Regions from separate parts of the Homo sapiens genome. Here region 1 is linked to region 2. Evidence: read pairs that join two places in POLR2A ChIA-PET (ENCODE). Cell type or tissue: Panc1. All regions are shown on one strand. Each heading gives the region's core, and the rest is flanking DNA. Links, peaks and the distances in the headings are about the cores only. Region 1 overlaps SEC23IP (SEC23 interacting protein). Region 2 overlaps INPP5F (inositol polyphosphate-5-phosphatase F).

The links. ChIA-PET counts read pairs that join two places held together with the same protein. Peaks named below come from ENCODE experiments on the same cell type or tissue, not always from the same donor. Only the 100,000 strongest peaks of a DNase experiment are listed, where the experiment ranks them.
Region 1: POLR2A ChIA-PET joins it to region 2 with 7 read pairs; 3 of 35 experiments call an interaction of 5 or more read pairs at or near these places.

The regions. Positions count from the first base shown.
Region 1 is chr10:119,933,655-119,944,151 of GRCh38, reverse strand. It overlaps SEC23IP (SEC23 interacting protein), which reads right to left. Exons shown (of 19, transcript NM_007190.4): 18 at 10,365-10,466; 19 at 1-3,566. The coding sequence ends at 10,385. Among named protein-coding and RNA genes, the nearest start is that of MIR4682, 20 kb to the left of the region's middle. RefSeq lists an enhancer at 9,916-10,085. In Panc1, for the core only: no CTCF peak of the experiment used is centred there; no DNase peak of the experiment used is centred there.
Region 2 is chr10:119,728,147-119,738,643 of GRCh38, reverse strand. All of the region lies in intron 1 of INPP5F (inositol polyphosphate-5-phosphatase F), which reads right to left. Among named protein-coding and RNA genes, the nearest start is that of INPP5F, 7.3 kb to the right of the region's middle. RefSeq lists enhancers at 1-515, 4,912-5,412. In Panc1, for the core only: no CTCF peak of the experiment used is centred there; a DNase peak (open chromatin) is centred at 3,546; H3K27ac peaks cover 2,028 bases.

The DNA of each region.
Region 1 (10,497 bases), core at 3,118-8,117, 200 kb before region 2:
ATCACCTCCCACCAGGTCCCTCCCCTGACACGTGGGGATTACAATTCAAGATGAGATTTGGGTGGGGACACAGAGCCAAATCATTATCACTGACACCACCCCTGAAGCTGGGAAAAGGGCACATGGGGATTCACTGTACCATTCTCCATACTTTTGAGTATTTGTGAAAATTCCATAGTAAGGTCTTTTAAAAACCACTCTTTATACAAGAAATGAAAGACAAACATGGTGGGTTATCCCAACCACACCAGTCCCACCTGTCCATGAACCTGAACTGCAGCACATCCACTAACGAATATGTAGCATTGCCCACTATCTCACAGATGTGTCCTCAATAACCCCTGGCCTGTTTTATGTGTCATCATAAAATTTCATATATTGAAATATGTGAAACTCATTTCACTTAATCTGAAGCTGAAAGAAGTATTAAAGAGCTGGAATTATTTCCCAAACTCCCACTGGTGTTAACAACATGACATTATTTTCAGTGTTCTCTGGGACCAATACATTCGGGAAATCTGCAAGAGTTGCTGTTTTATTTTTTATTCATTTATTTTTTTTTGAGACAGAGTCTCGCTCTGTCACTCAGGCTAGAGTGCAGTGGCGAGATCCCAACTCACTGCAACCTCCACCTCCTGGGTTCAAGCAATTCTCCTGCCTCAGCCTCCTGTAGCTGGGACTACAGGCACATGCCACCATGCCCAGCTAATTTTTTTTATTTTTAGTAGAGATGGGGTTAACCCCCTGAGGAGTATTATAGAAATGTCATGAAGACAGGTTAGCTGACAGTCTGTCCCGTGCACCGCAGGGACAGTCAACAGCAGGAACACAATGTCAGCACCCCAGCTCATAGAGGAACTGAATTCTATCCACTCTCCTCTGAGGACCCAGCCCTGGGAAACTGACTCAAACTAAGCTGGAATGCCAACTTATTAAGTTACAATGAGAACTATAACTTGGAGGAAAACCAAAACACTCAGTGTCTGCAGTTCAAGTTTCCACCAGAAAGCTGCTTGGTAAACACTAAAGTACAGCATTAAGATAGTTAGATGCCTCAAGTCATAAAAACCTGAAACAATGGTACTATAAATACCAATCATCCTAGGTTTTCTGGGATAATCTTCAGTACTCTTATCATGAGACCAAATGCTGTGAGTTACTATTTCAAATACATGATCATCCCTGCCAAGATAGCGGCATCTCCTCCTTTTCATGTACAGGGTTCTATATAGATCACACCTTTCCAATAACATACTTACCTCAAAAATCACTCGAATCTGTGCAGTTTCCTTGTCTTATACTGTGGTTTTGAGAAAACATGCTTGTCTGGTTGGATTCAAGAAGCACGCGTGTCCAGCAGACTTAGAAAGCAGGTTCCTCTTGTCATACAGCACGTTAACATAGCTGACGAGGCCTGGGTGTCTTCATCAGTACTGTGATGACTCTTTCACCTTTGACTTCAGATGCTGGCGCTTTTTACTTTTTGTGCCAAACTCTACACATGAAACACTTTTGGAATAACTACAGACATGACTTTCTTTATCTGGGGAAAAGGAGGGCATTAAACCAGATTAGGGGCTGGGAGGGGAGGTTGTCAGGGGATGAGCTGCTCCTGAGGAAGAGGCAGAGATCAAGCTTCACTCAGCAGCTGGATTCTCACCTAGTTTATAGACTGAAATCCTGCAAGGTGGTTACAACAGTGAACAATATGTTCATACATAAAGACTCTACCCTCAGGGGATCTACTGTTTTTTGGTTTTTAAGAGACTGAATAGTAATACATACATACATACATATGTGTGTGTGTATATATATATATGTATGTATGAGTATATATATCCACAGGCAGAGTCACTCAAAAATTCTATTTTCTGTGTACTCAAGTATTAAAATGAAAGGGCAAGACTGCTGCCACTCAGCTGCCACATGCTTCTTCTACGAACCCTGGTCCTTCTCTGCCCATTACTCAGAAGACAGGCTGAATGACACAAACAAAAATCAGATGTAAGTTGAAAAATCAAATTGGATTTTATTGAAATGTATATAAATAACCCTCATTTTTCTTTATTTCATCAGTATTGGGAAATTAAGTGAAAAGTAATTAAAAAGTAGTAGTCCTGAGAGAGAGAAATGAAGGCTGAAAGGGAATCAAGAAAACCATATTCCATCCCAGATCTGCCACTACCCAGTCTGGGAAAGGCATTTATTGTCCTGGCCTCAGCTGTAGAATGAGGTGGCTGAAATCTATGTTGTCTGGAGTCAATTACAGCTCTACAATCTTGCTGTTCTAATTCTACCATTAGGAGCCAATGCTAACGTTACATACTGACCATATAAGCAGGTACTCAAAATGAAAAGGGAATAAACACTGAGTTCATGGGGACACTTTTAAGGAAGACAAGAGAAATACATAAGTTTGCTGCTTAAAAAATGCATTAATGTTACTGCTTTATTCACACTAATTAGAATACATACACAAAAAATGTGTATCATATATCACTTTCAAAAATTTCCATGTTCCATGAGAACTATGTAAACAATGCAAAATGTTTCCACTACGTAACAAAAGAAAATCAGCATTCCCACATAGTATTAGGAAAATATTTGGATAATCTGAATTTATAGTAAAACAAAGTGATCTGAATTTGTAGTAAAACAAAGTGAAATATTACAAAGCAGTCTTGTCATGAAGTAGCCTTATATAACTCAGAAGCAACACATTTCATACTTTCAAACACTTTGGTATAAGTGAAATTAATAGAAAACAAAAAGAAGAAGAAAAAAACCTCTACTTTGGTTTTCACATTATTGGAACTTCAGCAACAAGGCAAGTGCACAGCTACCTTGGATGACAAAATGGAAAACCTCTCATCTGCTTGCTTCTCCTCCTGGAAATGGACGTGCTAGGAGAGCGCTTCCCAGGACTTCTTGAAAATAAGGTGCATCTCACTTCTTTCCACAATCAGGCTCTCAGCAATCGTTTGAGGGATTTATAAAACCTCAGATTCAGTTGGGATATGAGTGATCTTGATTATTTCCTCTTAACAAATATAAATGACCTTGCATTAAGGCAGCTCAGAAGTACAATTCACATTTTAAGTAGAACATAAATCTCTTAAAAATCATATTACTATAGTTTCTCAACAAGTTCATACTTGAATAAAAAGAACATACTGCATTAATAAAAAGAAAAATCCAAGTTTAATAGCCCACTAACAATACTTTTTAAGAAACAGAAATAACCGTTTACATGCTACAAATATTTCTTCATTGATATCACATATAACTTTGACAACTATACAACTAAACTGATCTGTGGAATTTTTCATGGCATCATTTTTATAATTATGTTTTCTCACCTATACTGTCCAAATGTGGTACTGATTTTTTTCACTGTGTTAGTTCTGTGTCCTGTCTTTTGAATCCCTATATCCGAGAATTGTGGCTGAGCAATTGTTAATGAATCACTCTTCTGTCATCCATCACAGGAGCGAAGTGGGAAAGTCCTCTGAGGATTTTCTCAGCAATGGAAGTTGTACTGGGACTTTCTGTGCAGACAAGAAAGTCTTAAAAAGGAAAAAAAAAAAAAACCTCAGTGAACTTTACAAATTTACAGTCAAATACCATGCATCGTTGTCTTTTCTGAAGTAAAAGAACAGACAATCGGCCAGGCACGGTGTCTCACGCCTGTAATCTCAGCACTTTGGGAGGCCGAGGTGGGCAGATCACAAGGTCAGGAAATCGAGACCATCCTGACTAACATGGTGAAACCCCATCTCTACTGAAAATACAAAAAATTAGCTGGGCATGGTGGCGGGTGCCTGTAATCCCAGCTACTCTGGAGGCTGAGGCAGGAGAATGGTGTGAACACGGGAGGCGGAGCTTGCAGTGAGCCAAGATGACGCCACTGCACTCCAGCCTTGGGGACAGGGTGAGACTCCATCTCAAAAAAAAAAAAAAAAAATGGACAATCCAGTGCTCAACTTTACTGACAAACACTGCAAACCGCCTCCAAAGAGCACAGCCTGTAAGCAAGTCCTCAGGCCTTCCAAAGGGACAAGAATGCCCAGGAAACACTCAGTAAGATTAACCAGCATGATTTCTTCATAGCAAAGCCAGTACAGAGAGTAAAAGACACAATTTAAAGTTAGTTATGGCCAAGTGTTGTGGCTCACGCCTGTAATCCCAGCACTGTGGGAGGCCGAGGCAAGTGGATCATCTCAGCTCAGAAGTTCGAGACCAGCCTGGGCAACTTGGGGGAACCCTGTCTCTACCAAAAAATAAAAAAATTAGCCAGACGTGGTGGTGCACACCTGTGGTCCCAGCCTCTCGAGATGCTAAGTTAGGAGGATCGCTTGAGCCTGGGAGTCAGAGGTTGCAGTGAGCCAAGATTGCGCCACTGCACTCACACAAGCTGGGTGACAGAGTGAGACCCCTTCTCAAAAAATTAAAATATTTTATTTTATTTTTTTTCTTTGAGACAGAGTCTCGCCCTGTCGCCCAGGCAGGAGTGCAATGGCACGATCTCAGCTCACTGCACCCTCAGTCTCCCAGGTTCAAAAGATTCTCCTGCCTCAGCCTCCCAAGTAGCTGGGACTACAGGTGTGTGCTACCACGCCCGGCTAATTTTTGTATTTTTAGTAGAGACAAGATTTCACTATTTGGCCAGGCTGGTCTCGAACTCCTGACCTTGTGATCCGCCTTGGCCTCCCAAAGTGCTGGGATTACAGGCATGAGCCACCGTGACCAGCTAAAATATTAATAAAAAATAAAGTTAGTTATCTGCCATGTTAATTTGAGGCTTTTTTATTTTTTATTTAATTATTTATTTTTGAGACAGGGTCTCACTCTATAATCCAGGCTGGAGTGCAGTGGTACGATCACAGCTCACTGCAGCCTCAATCTCCCGAACTCCAGCAATCCTCCCACCTCAGCCTCCCAAGTTGCTGGGACTACAGGTGCACACCATCATGCCCCAGTGATTTTTTTTTTTTTACTTTTAGTAGAGACAAGTAATGTCTTGTCTATGTTGCTAAGCTGGTCTCGAACTCCTGAGCTCAAGCGATCTGCCTGCCTCAGCCTCCAAAGTGCTAAGATTACAGGTGTAAGCCACCACACCTGGCCAATTTGAGGCTTTTCAAAGAACAATCCTAAAAAGGTCTAAAAGGACATGAACATAAAACAACCATTCAGCAAAACTGATCTAAGCTTGAATGAACTATGTATAGAATAATTGTTAACATTTTAAATGGATTATCTTATGACATTAGTATAGTATTAGAAACTTAAATTCTTGCCTAAATTTTACAGCCAAGTGTAAGAAGAAGTAAATAAAACAATTATAGTGAACGAATCATATGTGAAATAGAAGGTTCTGAGTTTTCCATATAAGGTGATGGCAAAATCCTAGAATTACTATTCTTTTGGTTTTGTTTGTCTTGCTTTGTTTTGTTAGGGGAGAGAGCGTCAGGGGAACTTAAATTATTTCGAACTTCATTCGGGATAACTGCAAAGACTATGGTATACTGAGAACTTCTACTGCCAGATATTATGTAAAAAATTACAATTATTAAAACACCATATTTCACCAAATCTAAGACACTGTTGATTGTGACACTTCACTGTTATGTACCATAAAAAGATGCCCAGAAAGGGAGTCTCAAAGGAGAACCCCTCACAAAAAGTGGGGGACTAAACATCTATAGTCTCAATGAGGGATAAAAGCAAGCAACTACATGCAGAAGGGATGGCAAAGAGGCCTGCGCACCTCTTCCTTGACAATGGAAAGAGGGAACAAAAACTCCAATATCTGAACTGACAACCCCATCCCTGCAAATTTTGGGGGCTGAAATCACACTACCAGCATCATCCTAAAAAATCCCAAGCAGAGAAATTAGCTTAAGCAGAGGCAAGTTGGTAAAGCCCCTCCCCCAGTGACCAGCAGAAGAGAATGCACAGCTTCTCAGAAAGAACTCAACTTCCGTTAAGGCAACAGCTGACTTAAATTTTTTTTTTTTTTTTTTTTAAGAGACGAGGTTTCACTATGTTGCCCAGGCTGGTCTCAAACTCCTGGGCTCAAGTAATCCTCCCACAGCGCTGGGATTACAGGTATGAGCCACTGCACCAGCCCCAACAGCAGATTTTAAGATGCATTACAAATTTAAATATGTTAAAATGTGGAAAATAAATGGCTTGAAATCAATGAAGTATCATAGACAAATAAATCACCAGAAGAGATGAGAAAGCCTAGGAAACAAATATTAATTAAAATGTCAAACAACAGCAAAATATTTGGCATATGATAAAAATATCAAACCAATGACAAAAGGGTACATTATTCAATATATGGCACAGACAGAAACGATTATGTAAGAAAAAAGTTAAATTGTTCTCTACACCTTACTCTTCTAAATTACAAAGCCAAATGGGGAAAAAAAGAACTAAAAAGAAAATAAATGTAAATATCTAAAAAATAATTAATCATAAAAGACTGGGCTATGTTTTTTGTTTTTTTGTTTTTTTTTTTTAGACGGAGTCTCGCTCTGTCATCCAGGTGGGAGTGCAGTGGCACAATCTAGGGTCACTGCAACCTCCGCCTCCTGGGTTCAAGCAATTCTCCTGCCTCAGCATCCCAAGTAGCTGGGATTATAGGTGCCAGCCACCACACCCATCTAATTTCTGTATTTTTAATAGAGATGGGGTTTCTCCATGTTGGCCAGGCTGGTCTCAACCTCCTGACCTCAGGTGATCCGTCCACCTCGGCCTGCCAAAGTGCTGGGATTACAGGCGTGAGCCATCATGCCCAGCGTAGGGCTACGTATTTTTAAAACATGCTCCCCTCAAACTGCCGCCAAAAAAATCCAAAGTATAAGGAAAAATAAAAGGCTAATTTCAAACTGGGAAAAAATACTTATAATGACAAAGGTTAATATCCTTAAGTATCATATTTATAAATCCATAAGAAAGAAAAGGACCCTGGCCGGGCACGGTGGCTCACGCCTGTAATCCCAGCACTTTGGGAGGCCAAGGCGGGCGGATCACGAGGTCAGGAGATCGAGACCACAGTGAAACCCCGTCTCTACTAAAAATACAAAAAATTAGCTGGGCACAGCAGCGGGCGCCTGTAGTCCCAGCTACTCGGGAGGCTAAGGCAAGAGAATGGCATGAACCCGGGAGGAGGAGCTTGCAGTGAGCCGAGATCACGCCACTGCACTACAGCCTGGGCGACAAAGCAAGACTCCGTCTTAAAAAAAATAAAATAAAATAAAATAAAATAAAGAAAGAAAAGGACCCTACCCCGTACCTCCAAGAAAACACAAAGGTCATGAACAGGCAACTGACAAAAGAAATATAATCAGCCAGTTAAGATACACCCAAAGAGCTCAACTTCACTAATAATAGAAATGTAAGTAAAAACGGTATTATAACTATTTCTGGCTATCAAATTAGCAAAAAAAAATTTTTTAATCAGTAATACCCAGTGTTTCCAAGAGTGCAAGCATACTGGCCTTTACATACTGATGGTAAATATGAAAATTGAGCAACTTTTCTGGAATGCAATTTAGCAAAATGTAGGGATCAAAAAGCTTTTTTTTTTTTTTTTTTTTTGAGACGGAATCGCATGCTGTTGCCCAGGCTGGAGTGCAGTGGTGGAATCTCAGCTCACTGCAACCTCCACCTCCCAGGTTTTAAGAGATCCTCCTGCCTCGGCCTCCCAAGTAGGTGAGATCACACCCTGCTAATTTTTCTGTATTTTTAGTAGAGACGGGGTTTCACTATGTTGGCCAGGCTGGTCTCGAACTCCTGACCTCAAGTGATCTGCCCGCCTCGGCCTCTCAAACTGGGATTACAGGCATGAGCCACCGCACCCAGCCAAAAATCTTTTCAAAATATGCAATATTCTCAGAAATAAGAACACTGCTTCTAAGAATGTATCCAAAGCAAACAGAGATTGGCAAAAAGTGTGTAAAACTACATATCAGAGTTATTTATAATGGAGAAAATTTGGAAAATCATCTAACACCCAACAATGGGGTAAAATAAAGTATTTTAATAAAAGAACTATAAAATGGAATGAAATGCAACTATTAAAATATCACGTATCACTGTAGTACTGTTCATACTAATAAAAGATTAGAATAACTTCAATGCCCATCAGTAGGGACTGCTTAAACAGATTATGGTGCAATAGTCAATGGAATACCTAAAAAGAACGAGGTCACTCTCATGTTCTGATCCAGATTCTTCTCTCCACCTGAAGTGGTCTTCTTCCTCCAGATATCCACCTGGCTCGCTTGCTCAAATGACACTTTACTTTACCCGTGAAGGGGGTCCCTTGCCATCTTATATACATTAATAACTTGAACCCATCCCAAATGAATTCCTCTCCTCCTTGTCCAGCTGCTCAGTCTTTACCATGTGGTTCATTTCAACTGTCCACGTGCTGTCTGCCTTCCATTAGAGGAAAAAAGGTCCTTGAGGGCAGAGGCTTTGGTCCACTGCTGTGAAACCCAATACCTAAAATAATACCTGGCACTTAAGTAAGGTGCTCAACAGATACTGGACGGATGGATGAATGGACGGATGGGCGGACAGATGGATGAATGGATGGATAGATAGATATGGGACAATCTCAAAGACACAAAGGTAATAACGGTGTGTCAATTTTGCTATCATTTGTCTTTTTTTTTTTAGATAGAGTCTCACTCTGTCATCCAGGCCGGAGTGCAGTGGCGCAATCTCAGCTCACTGCAACCTCCAACTCCTGGGTTCAAGAGATTCTCCTGCCTCAGCCTCCTGAGTTGCTGGGATTACAGGCACCTACTACCATGCCCGGCTAATTTTTGTATTTTTAGTAGAGACAGGGTTTCACCATGTTAGCCAGGCTAGTCTTGAACTCCTAACCTCAAGTAATCCACCTGCCTCGGCCTCCCAAAGTGCTGGGATTACAGGCGTGAGCCACTACACCCAGCCTCTTTTGTCTTTTAAAAAAGAAAAACTTAAAAGTGTGTGTGATGTGTTAACAGATATCTGGAAGGATACACAAAACGTGGAACACTGGCTGCCTCTAGGCAGGGAGGTTGGGGATGAGTTATGGGAAAGCCATCTTTCACTTCTGGCCTTGCATTTCCCAACTACAGGCACCCGCCACCACACCCGACTAATTTTTGTATTTTTAGTACAGACGGGGTTTCACTATGTTGGCCAGGCTGGTCTCGAACTCCTAACCTCAGGTGATCTGCCCGCCTTGGCCTCCCAAAGTGATGAGATTAGAGGTGTGAGACACCATGCCTGGCCTACACTTTAGTTTTCTTTTACTTTGTTACAAGTTTAATTTTGGAAATGGAGCCAAAAAACTTTCTCTAAGGAAGCCCTACTAAAAGTACTTACCTCTCTAAAACGAGGAGGTAGAAGATGAGGCTGAAGGGAATGTTCATTTACCACTTACTATTAGAAAACCAAAAATGGCAGGAACTTCCTTTGATTTCAGTAATTTAGAGCTCAGCATTTTGTGTCTGATTCTTTCAAAGCCTTTAAAATTTCTAACTTTGTAAAAAACACATTACTTGTTTTTAAAAGTAATGCATAATCTAGTGAGGAAAACCAGGTATCTGGTGTCTCAGGAGGACAGTTAGGAATACAGAGTGTGGCTGAGCTGCACGTCAGCTGACCCATCACAGACTTAACCTCCTTCTCTATTCTTTCCCTCTATAAAGATTGGGAATGCTCAAAACATTACTTCTACAATCTTTCATACAGACTGGAGATATTGGACATTAGACACAGGCCTAGTCAATAGGTATGAGTAAATTTTTGGACAAGCTTCTGCTTCCCTAATTAAGAGCGACAGATGTGAGGAGTACTACCCTCTCCCCTCTTATTCATGTTGTGAATGTAGATATGGTATCTGCAACCATGGGGGCACCTTATAACTATGAGGCAGCAAGAGCCAACATTCAGGTGGGAAGAGGCAAGCACTCTGGGTATCTGGTGGAGTCACTCAACAGAAGAACCCTTCTTGTTACGGAAGAAAAATAAACCTCTATTTGTTTAATGTATTGTAAACTGGGTTCTGTGAACCTGCAACCAAAGGAATTCCTAACTGATATTCTTGGGAATCTATTTTAAAAAGAAACTAAAAATAACTCAAATTCTATGTAAATTTAGAAAGAAGACTGTAATAAATCAGAAATGTAAATTACAAACCAATTATCTTCCTTAATGTCTCTATTGCAAATTTTTAAAAACGACGACAAAAACTCAGAGGAAACAGAAAAAAGCAAAATCAGTCAACATCAACTCCATACAACAGATTTGAGAATGCAAACATTCAGAATTTATACATTCAATAAGGATAAACTCACACAGTAAAACTGAAGTTTGATCAATGCTGGGGCTGTTCTGGACTAATGTTCATTGTTCGATAAATTTCTTTAAGTAGTAACAGAGCAGTATCTTCAGATTCCCTATGAAAAGGAAAAGCATATTTACTTAAGA
Region 2 (10,497 bases), core at 2,605-7,604:
AAATCTGTGGCTCTTCACTAAAGAAATAAAACAAGTTGGCATTAAAGAGTCTGTCTGTACAGAGGACATGTGTAGACAGTATTATTCCAGGCATATGCAGCAAATGCCCTTAGTAGTAGATATCCTACTGATCATATTAATGGCTACTCTGGGGGCAGAAGGCACTGGAATGGCAGAGAAAATGGCCAGCGGGCTCATACTATCCTTCTGCAAAGAATAACCATGTAACTGATCTAATCCAACAAATGTATTGTTTTCTAATCTTTCCTTCAGAAGGTATACTCTAATGTGGCATACAAATTCAAAAAAAGAAAAATTTAAAATTCACAAATAAATTGTAAAATTTAAGATCATCAACGTTATCTATAAGGAAAAGAGTTGCTTACAAATTACAAAAGTATAGCCTTTTTGAAATAATGCCAAATTTTAGTGAAATAATAATGCAACATACACCCTAAGTCATAAGTATTTGCAATAAGCTCAATTGTTTGACCCATCAGGTCAACATTTTCACTCTTATTTCAGATCCATTTGGCAGTACATGGCTTCTATTTTCATATGCCCTCCTCTTCCTGGTACACAGAAAACAAGTGATTAAGTACTGTGTGCCTGCACAGAGCATGAGTCACTCATTCCAAGATGGAAGAATGAAGGCACTCCCTCAGCCCAAGAACAAGCCTGGGTTTTAAAGCACAGCTGCTGAAGCCTATAGGCACTTTCACTGTGTCTTAAAAGAAAAAAAAAAGGTATCAGAGTATGCATAAATAATCAGACCCATATTTCATTTCCTGCTAAAGACAAAGGATATTACGGCTCTAAAAAGACAATCACCAACACAAAATCAAACAGATAAGGAAAAGGGTTTTAGAATGAGAAACTAAAAGTTCCAATTGTTAGCTCATTTATGCTTTAATTCTCAGAATTGGGTAAGGAATAATTTGATTCAGGTGCTATCTTATAAATGCAAAGTTTGATACACATTTCCTTGAACTGTCTAATGGTAATTATTCTCCAGCATTCCACAAGCTAAAGAGCTAATCCAATTTAGAAGTTCTAGCAGCTGGTGATTTCCCAGTCTTAAATCTAATTCAGGGTTATCAGTGCTGGCTGCTCATTATCATCATCTAGGAGCTTTATAATACTAATCCCTGAGCATCAGAGATGGTCTCAATTGGTTAGGGCGGGGCCCTGGAATAGGTATTCTTTAAATCTCCCCCTGGTGATTCTACTGTACAGCCAGCTTGAGAATCACTGGTCTAAATGATTATATATAGGTCACTGGGAAGGACCTGTATTAGTAACTTGGTCTTAGTCTGACTGAAAGATGATGCCTGTAGCACATACAACTTTAAACTCTCACATAATAAAGTAATACAAACTGCATAAAGATCTCATAATATAGGGAGGCGGCATAAAAGCTGGTCTAAACTAGCAGAAGGAAATACACTTCAAAAAGTAACCACAAGAATATTTAAAAGATTAAAGATACCACCTAGAAAAGAAACTTAATTTCCAGGCCAGGCACAGTGGCTCATGTCTGTAATCCCAGCACTTTGGGGGGCCCAGAGAGGAGGATCACTTGAGCCCAGGGGTTTGAGACCAGCCTGGACAACATAGCAAGACTCTGTCTCTATAAAAAATGTTGTAAAAAAATTAGCCAGGTGTGGTGGTGCCCACATGTAATCCTAGCTACTCAGGAGGCTGAGGCGGGAGGATCACCCGAGCCCAGGAGTTCGAGGCTGCAGTGAGCTATCCCACATTCCAGCCTGGGTGGCAGAGCAAGACCCTGTCTCTAAAAAAATTAAAAATTTCTAGACATTTTTATTTAAAAAGGGATCTAATTCCAGCACAGCAAGACGGCCACAAAGTTTTGATCATCATGAAGGAAATTAGAAATTGGTTCTTAAACTCTACAATATCCAAACACAAAATTGTTGATTCTCTATATGAAGCATAAAGTCCTAACTGTCACATCTCAAGAAAAGACCCAAAGCAACTCAAAAAGGAACAGAGGACAACTAAACAAAAGGACTTTCATGAAAGGTCCCACAGTGTAATTAGGACATTTCAGCCTAGGAGGACCTGATGGAAATGAATACAACTATGAAAGGTATAGACTTAACTGTATACCACTTAATACCAGTACAGGAAACCTACACATTTAAAAGTCATGGTTTGGGCTGGGTGCAGTGGCTCATGCCTGTAATCCGAGAACTTTGGGAGGTTGAGGCAGGAGGACTGCTTGAGGCCAGAAGTTCAAGACTAACCTGGCCAACATAGTGAGAACCCATCTCTATTATTTAAAAAATAGAAAAGTCATGGTTTGGGAATGAAAAAGTACAGCTTAAATTACAACTTTCCAAACTCATTACCTTAAGAACCTGAAAGTAACAACCACCTCAAACAAAGATTAGATAAATCCTTGGGTGATGCATTCATAATGCATTCATAATGCATCACCCAAGAAATATGGCAATGTGTTGGGATATATCCCTCACCTTTTGCTGTCCCCAAAACTGTCTTTTGATATCACTTTCAAAAACAAGATTTTGAGAGCTAAATCAAAGCACAGATGAGCTAAGAATTGGTATTTTCCTTTCCTCATTTTAGAGTTATTAACAGAGAAGCTGGGATTACCGGCGCTCGCCACCACACCCGCCTAATTTTTGTATTTTCAGTAGAGACAGTGTTTCACCATGTTGGCCAGGCAGGTCTCAAACTCCTGACCTCAGGTGATCTGCCCACTTCAGCCTCCCAAAGTGGCTGGGATTACAGGCATGAGCCACTGCGCCTGGCCCACAGAATTTTAGGCGATGTAATTTGTTAGGAGAAATAAATATAATACTAAATTAGTTAGATGTTGGGGGATGAGGGCTGCTTCTTCAAGAAAAGTATTTGAAAGGTGCAAATGGGAGTAAATGACACAGCTACACAGATGAATTCTGGAAGTCCCTGCCTAGAAAAGAGACTGTTACTCTGCTCAACTCCCGGGTCCACCCACCACAGTTGCTCCCTGGGGGAAGGGACATTCTTTAAGCTGGAAATAAGAGAATGTTTATATCTGGCATAAAAACAATATATAATGATACTGTGAAACATCAATATTATACCTGCAAATTACTAAAATTGAGAGCATGATGGCATGTTTTAAATTTCCTAACATTTCAGTTAGATAACTGCTTCAAATCGTACATATTGACATTGCAGAAATTGTAAAATTTGAAATTCAGTGTTAACTTCAAAGTGAAAAGCTGTTTCAAAGAATGAGATTCATAAAGAAAATTGGCTTAGTATTTTAAAGTATCCCACTATCAAGTTAAAAAAATGCAAGGGTAAACTTGAAGGAAACTGAAATTAAAATAAAATAACTTAAAAGAAAAAAATATCAGGGAACACTGACCTAAAATCAACCTGTATTTCAGACTTACCAAAGAAAGAATGTGTGGATGCTATTTTGTGAATGAAAGCAGATCCCTTAAGAGTCTCCAACAACCAGAAAATGAGTCATCCTAAAAACATGTGATTTAATTAAGGTACTACCAGTATGTCTTGTGAAGGTACTGTAATGCTGAATGTTCAGTGTTTATCCTCACTTTAAAAATACTATTTATACATTATCACTTAATGTATTATCAATAGCTACTGATAACCTTTAACAATTATTAGTTCCCTATGTTGTTAAACATACTGATTCAAATGTTCTCCTCAGCTCAATTATGGGCAGCTGACACATAATGATTATGACTTACATCAGCTAAGGACTTAGATTGACTAAAGGCTCTGTGACATTGCTGCTACTTCTCAAACTTCTGTTTGCAAATGTAGATTTCTAAAGGTTATGTTTTAAAATATATTTGAACAGGAAAAGAACCGTTTACAAAAAGACACACAGAGACATAGTAACACAGCTTGTAAAGATCTCATGCATTTAATTCCCCATAAAACCATGCCAAAACAAGGTTGGACTATGATTCTGAGAATGTATTGAATCAATAGCAGATTGATTCTGCTATTAGGTGCAGTGGCTCATGCCTGTAATCTGAGAACTTTGGGAGGCTGAGCAGGAGGACTGCTTGAGGCCAGGAGTTCAAGATTAACCTGGCCAACATAGTGAGACCCTGTCTCTATTATTTAAAAAAAAGAAAAGTCATGGTTTGGGAATGAAAAAGGAAGTACAGCTTAAATTACAACTTTCCAAACTCATTACCCTAAGAACCTGAAAGTAACAACCACCTCAAACAAAGATTAGATAAATCCTTGGATAATGCATTCATAATGCATCACCCAAGAAACATGTGTTGGCAATGTGTTGGGATATACCCCAAACTAGTTTGATCAAACTAGTTTGATTTTCCAGTAGTCCAGTATTATCTGCAAATACATGAATAAATTCCACCATACATCACAAGGACTAAAATTAGCAACAACAACCTTCTCTGCACAAGGGCCGGTTTGGAAAAAAACAAAGATGTCTATGGGTCCCATTTATTTTTATTCAGAAAGAAAACAAATTTAATGAATTCCACAGGCTTAAGAGTGAGATTCCTGCTTCACTGAATAAAATGACAGTGAGAAATTTGCATGACTTTTTTAGGTGGCAAGAGAGGCAGTGTGTTCTAGTCTTTTGTTCTTATATTCTCCCTTTAAACGTCCCTACAACCCCTTTGCTGCTTAAACTATAGAAGGTAGACCAGGGACTAGAATTATTTCAATTCATTCAGTACAACTTTCACAAAAAACCTGTTATGGGCCAGGTGCTAGGGATCCAGCAGTGAGTCTCATCCTCTTTCTCCGTGCCAGGGGTGTGTTTAGGCCAGGCAAGTGGGACAAGTGGGGACCTGAACCAATGCAGCCAGGTTCCCCATAGACCAAGCTGTCAGTGCACCTTAGTTTCTGGCACCTTCACGGTCTACTCTAAAAAAACTTGATACTACCTCTCCTCCAAAGCATGCCTTTGGCTAGCCTTTGCTGGCCAGGGCCTGGCCAAAACACAAGCGTCTAGGAACCAGTGATTCTACAAAGTTTCTCCCTTCTTTGAAGAAGGTAGTTTTGCCCTACACGCTTCTCCTCCATTTCACCTCTGCTGTGCATGCTCTGAAAGGATGTCTATGAAATTGGATCTAGGACTCTTGAAAAGCTACACTGAGAAAGGCTTCAGGTTGCTCACCACTGGAGGAAATAGTTCCCAATGAGTACACATGTCAATGCATCTGCTCAAAGATCTCCCCTGTATCTATTCCCTTCCCAAACTGCAGATCTTCCAAACACTTAAGAAGAGAAACCTGATCAACTGACCGTAGCTGGAAAAACTACTACTAGTCAATTCATTACATAACAACATTCCCTGTAACTATATGAATTTTGCAAGAAAGTCAATGCAGGCACAGGATCAACAAACAAACTAGTTATCACACTATTAGCATTTTCTTTCTACATAGATCCTTCCTTAATGTGCTTGCTTTGACATTTGAGAGGCTATTTAATTCTCCATATAGGCTACACTATAATGATTAGGATAGCTAAAGATACATTTCAGCTATTACCCATGAAAATATAAATCCTATCACTTTGTAGTCAAGAAGGTAGAAAGGTTCACAAAACATTTTTGTCAATACTGAGGAAAACCTGGTTTTAGAGTCAAACACTGGGTTAGAGCCTGGCTCTCCCTCTGTGAACCTGGGCAAATTACTTCTCTGTGCCTCAGTTTCCTCATCTGTAAAATGAGGATAATAATGAAACCATCCTCCCAAGGTTTACTGTGGAGATGAAATGAAATAATACATGTAAAGGTCATGGAACAGTGTCTGGCTCAGAAAAGTGCTCAGTTGCAGCTGAGATTACAGGCCAGTTGCGGTGGCTCACGCCTGTAATGCCAGCACTTTTGGGAGGCTGAGGCAGGCAGATCATCTGAGGTCAGGAGTTCAAGACCAACCTGGCCAATACGGCGAAACCCCGTCTCTACTAAAAATAGAAAAATTAGCCAGGCATGGTGGCAGTAGCCTGTAGTCCCAGCTACTCAGGAGGCTGAGGCAGAGAGAACTGCTTGAACCCGGGAGGCAGAGGTTGCAATGAGCCGAGATCATGCCATTGTACTCCAGCCTGGGCAACAGAATAAAACTCCGTCTCAAAAAAAAAAAAAAAAAGAAAAAAGAAAAAAGAAAAGTGCTCAAGAAATAAAAGCTGTTATTATTAGCTACTGTTAATCTCAGGTGATGATGTAGACAACAAAATATACACAAAAACCTCCCTCAATCTGTAAAACCTGATTCCAAAAATTGTCAGTCACCTTAGAAAGACTTTGTACTCCTACCAGGCGTGGTGGCTCACGCCTGCAATCCTAGCACTTTGGGAGGCTGAGGCAGGCAGAATACCTGAGCTCAGAAGTTCAAGACCAGCGTGGCCAACGTGGCGAAACCCTGTCTCTACTAAAAATACAAAAAATTAGCCAGGCATGATGGCAGGCGCCTGTAGTCCCAGCTACTCAGGAGGCTGCGGCACAAGAATCGCTTGAACCCTGGAGGCCGAGGTTGCAGTTGCAGTGGGCCAAGATCATGCCACCACACTCCAGCCTGGGCTGTCTACACTAAAAAAAAAAAAAAAAAAAAAACCACTTGTCTTCTTTTATTTAAGCCAAAAATGGGTGGGGTGAAAACTTTGTAAAGATAAGTCTTTTCTACCTTTAAATGGGAAATAAACGTAGTCATACAAATATGTACATGCATAAAAATAAACATACAGATCTATTCAACCCAACTGTTAGCCTGTCAGCAATATAAAATATGGAGTAAAAAGTAGTATAAGATATAAAACTAGTAACCCATTATAAAAACTGAAGACTAAATACACTAAGAAAAAACCTGGTTATTCAACAACAAAAATGATCAGAAAGATTTTGTAAGCCATTTAATATGTAATTTAAAGTGCCCTATTAAATTCTGTCATGGTAATTTGCAAATTTTTAGTAAACACAATATTTTTTTCTGAGACAGTCTCACTCTGTTGCCCAGGCTGGAGTACAGTGGCACCATCTCAGCTCACTGCAACCTCTGCCTCCCAGGTTCAATCGATTCTTGTGGCTTAGCCTCCCGAGTAGTTGGGATTATAGGCACCCGCCACCACACCCAGCTAATTTTTGTATTTTCAGTAGAGACGGGGTTTTACCATGTTGGCTAGGCTGGTCTTGAACTCCTGACCTCAAGTGATCCATCCACCTCGGCCTTCCAAAGTGCTGGGATTACAGGCGCGAGCCACCATGCCTAGCTACAAACAGAATTTTTTAAAAAGATAAAGTTCAAAATCCTTTTTTTTTTTTAAGTAAATACCAAATGCCACAAAACTCCAAATAAACAGAATCATTTCACAAAAATGATACCTCAAAAAAAAATTCCAGGTGGATTTCAATTCCATAATTATGATTTCTCATTCAAAAAAGTTAACCTCATATGACATAGTAAAAATAATTTCATTATCAAAAATTAACTCTAAGAAGAACAGAAAAAATTTTTAACATTTCTGTGAATTCTAACTAATACCTAGTATCCCTCAAAAAATTGTTCAGGCCAGGCGCGGTGGCTCATGCCTGTAATCCCAGCACTTTGGGAGGCAGAGGCGGGCGGATCACGAGGTCAAGAGATCGAGAGCATCCTGGCCAACATGGTAAAACCCCATCTCTACTAAAAATACAAAAAATTAGCTGGGCGTGGTGGCGCGTGCCTGTAGTCCCAGCTACTCGGGAGGCTGAGGCAGGAGAATTGCTTGAACCTGGGAGGCAGAGGTTGCAGTGCGCCAAGATCACGCCACTGCACTCCAGCCTGGCAACAGAGCGAGACTCAATCTCAAAAAAAAAAAAAAGTTCACTGGGATTCATCACTTAGAGTATCACCTTTCCATATACAGTTTCTATGTTTATGAATGTTATGTGTATGACAGATGCTTTGAGATCTCTTCTTGGTCGCTCAGTCTCAGAACAGAATGTGAATTATTATATAATTTACACACAGCTATAAATTATATAATACTGTCATATCAGACAAAGCCACAAGGACTAGAGGAAGCAATTTTAAGACCAAAGAGATAAGACCATATCAGCATTCCCCCAAAGTGGATTGTATTATATTTCTTTTTGAATCTTCAAATTACAATTCTTATCCTGAGATATTAGACTCTACTCTCAGAAGATTACTGAATGTTTACACGGTGCTTTATCACTTTCCCTGTAGAAAATAAAATAACCAGGCCGGGCGCGGTGGCTCATGCCTGTAATCCCAGCACTTCGGGAGGCCGGGGAGGGTGGATCACCTGAGGTCAGGAGTTCGAGACCAGCCTGGCCAACATGGCAAAACCCTGTCTCTAGTAAAAATACAAAAACTTGCCAGGCGTGGTGACAGGTTCCTATAATCCCAGCTACTCAGGAGGCTGAGGCAGGAGAATCGCTTGAACCCGGGAGGTGGAGGTTGCAGTGAGCCGAGATCGCACCATTGCACTCCAGCCTGGGCAACAAGAGCAAAACTCTGTCTCAAAAAAGAAAGAAAAAAAAGAAAAGAGAAGTAGTAGTCATTATCTTACAACAGACATAAGCATCTAAGCATCTATCAAAAAACTGCTATATATGAATACAGATTACTCATTACCCTTAAAAAAATTAGAAACACCAGAAAAAAAACAATACTTCGTTTTTTAACTAGGAGAAAAAAAACCTGAAAAAGTTTAAATAATGTTAAAGAGGAAAGTAAGGAATACTACCAAAAAGATATTTTAAAAGCCCAGTGTGGTGGCTCATGCCCATAATTCCAGCACTTTGTGAGGCCAAGGTGGGAGGATCGCTTGAGCCCAGGAGGCCAAGATCAGCCTGAGCCATATAGTGAGACTCCATCTCTACCAAAAAAAAAAAAAAAAAAAATTAGCCAGGTGTGGTAGCACACACATGTAGTCCCAGCTACCTGGGGGACTGAGGTGGGAGGAATAGCTTGGTGCCGGGAGGTAGGGGCTACAGCAAGCCATGATCACGCCACTGCACTCCAGCCTGGGTGACAGAGCAAGACCCTGTCTCAGAAAAAAAAAAAAAAGATAATGAGATAATGCTACATCAGATAGAAATATAACACAAGTGCAGGTGTACCTTTCCTCATATTTCCTCATCCAAATGGACAGAGATTTTCCACTCCAATTAAAATATATTCAAAACAGCCCTAAAAAGAGGCCAGGCGCAGTGGGTCAAGCCTATAATCCCAGTACTTTGGGGGGCCGAGGTGGGCAGATCACCTGAGGTCAGGGGTTTGAGACCAGCCTGGCCGACATGGCGAAACCCTATCTCTAACAAAAAATACAAAAATTAGCTGGGTGAGGTGGCACACACCTGTAGTCCCAGCTACTCAGAAGTCTGAAACAGGAGAATCGCTTGAACCTAGGAGGCAGAGGTTGCAGTGAGCCGAGAACACGCCACCGCACTCCAGCCTGGGCAACAGAGCAAGACTCTGTCCACTGCCCGCCCCGCCCTTTCCCCCTCCCCCAAAAAAACAGGCCTAAAAAGAGCAACAAACATAATACAACATCTTATTTTTAAGGCAATGATATTACTGAGAGAGAACTTAGACTTAACTTTAATTCAGCTCAACTCAAACAAAAACGCCTTCTCTGTCCTAAGTACTCTAAAGCCTAGAGACACCAAGATGAGGAGTAAATACAGCCCTTGCCTTGGGGAACACACTGGGACTTCCCACCGGGGAAGAAGTAGGCAAACTTTTATTATGATGATGCATAAGGGTTAGAATTGAAGTGTCCACTAAGTGTAGAAAATGCCTGGAAACACAATAAAGGTGGCCAATAATTCTGCCCCAAGGATGAGGGGTAGCATCTGAGCTGGGTCTTATGGAATGGACTAGGTAGGAAAAGGGGTTGACAGTAACAAACATTCCAGGCTAAATAAATGAGTATTTTAATCTTAAATATCATCATTACTTATCCTTCTGATGTCTCTAGAAAAAGGAAAACTCTTGTTTCAGGTTGTTCAATAGTCACGAATGTAAAAACCACGATGCCCACAAGCTTTTTTGAGCTTATAATACTGCCCTTTCAAAAAAGAAAAGGACTTAGTAATCTATTCAGCTAAATAACCAGTAGGAAACAATGAAAGATTTTAAATGCTGTCACTACAAACAGCAGCAAAACTTGCCATAAAAGCACAGGGGAAAAGTCCAATAAAATAAAGAGAATTTTAAATGATTCCATATACAGAAAAAGATCTGAAAAGCACTTATTCAATTAAAATGCCATTCTTAAATAGCCATTAGTTAGAAAGGATCTTCAGTCCTGGACAGGATAAACTATAGGAAAATCAAGTGCATGGGATTCTTTATTCCCTGGCTATCCTGAACACCTTAAGATCAAAACTGGCTGTTACTTCTGAAACATGGCCTCTTCCTTCCTCCAGACATTTGGTCTACTTGGTCTGTGGCCCGCTATATTCTAAAAAGTATGCCAATCTCAAGTGCAAAGGCT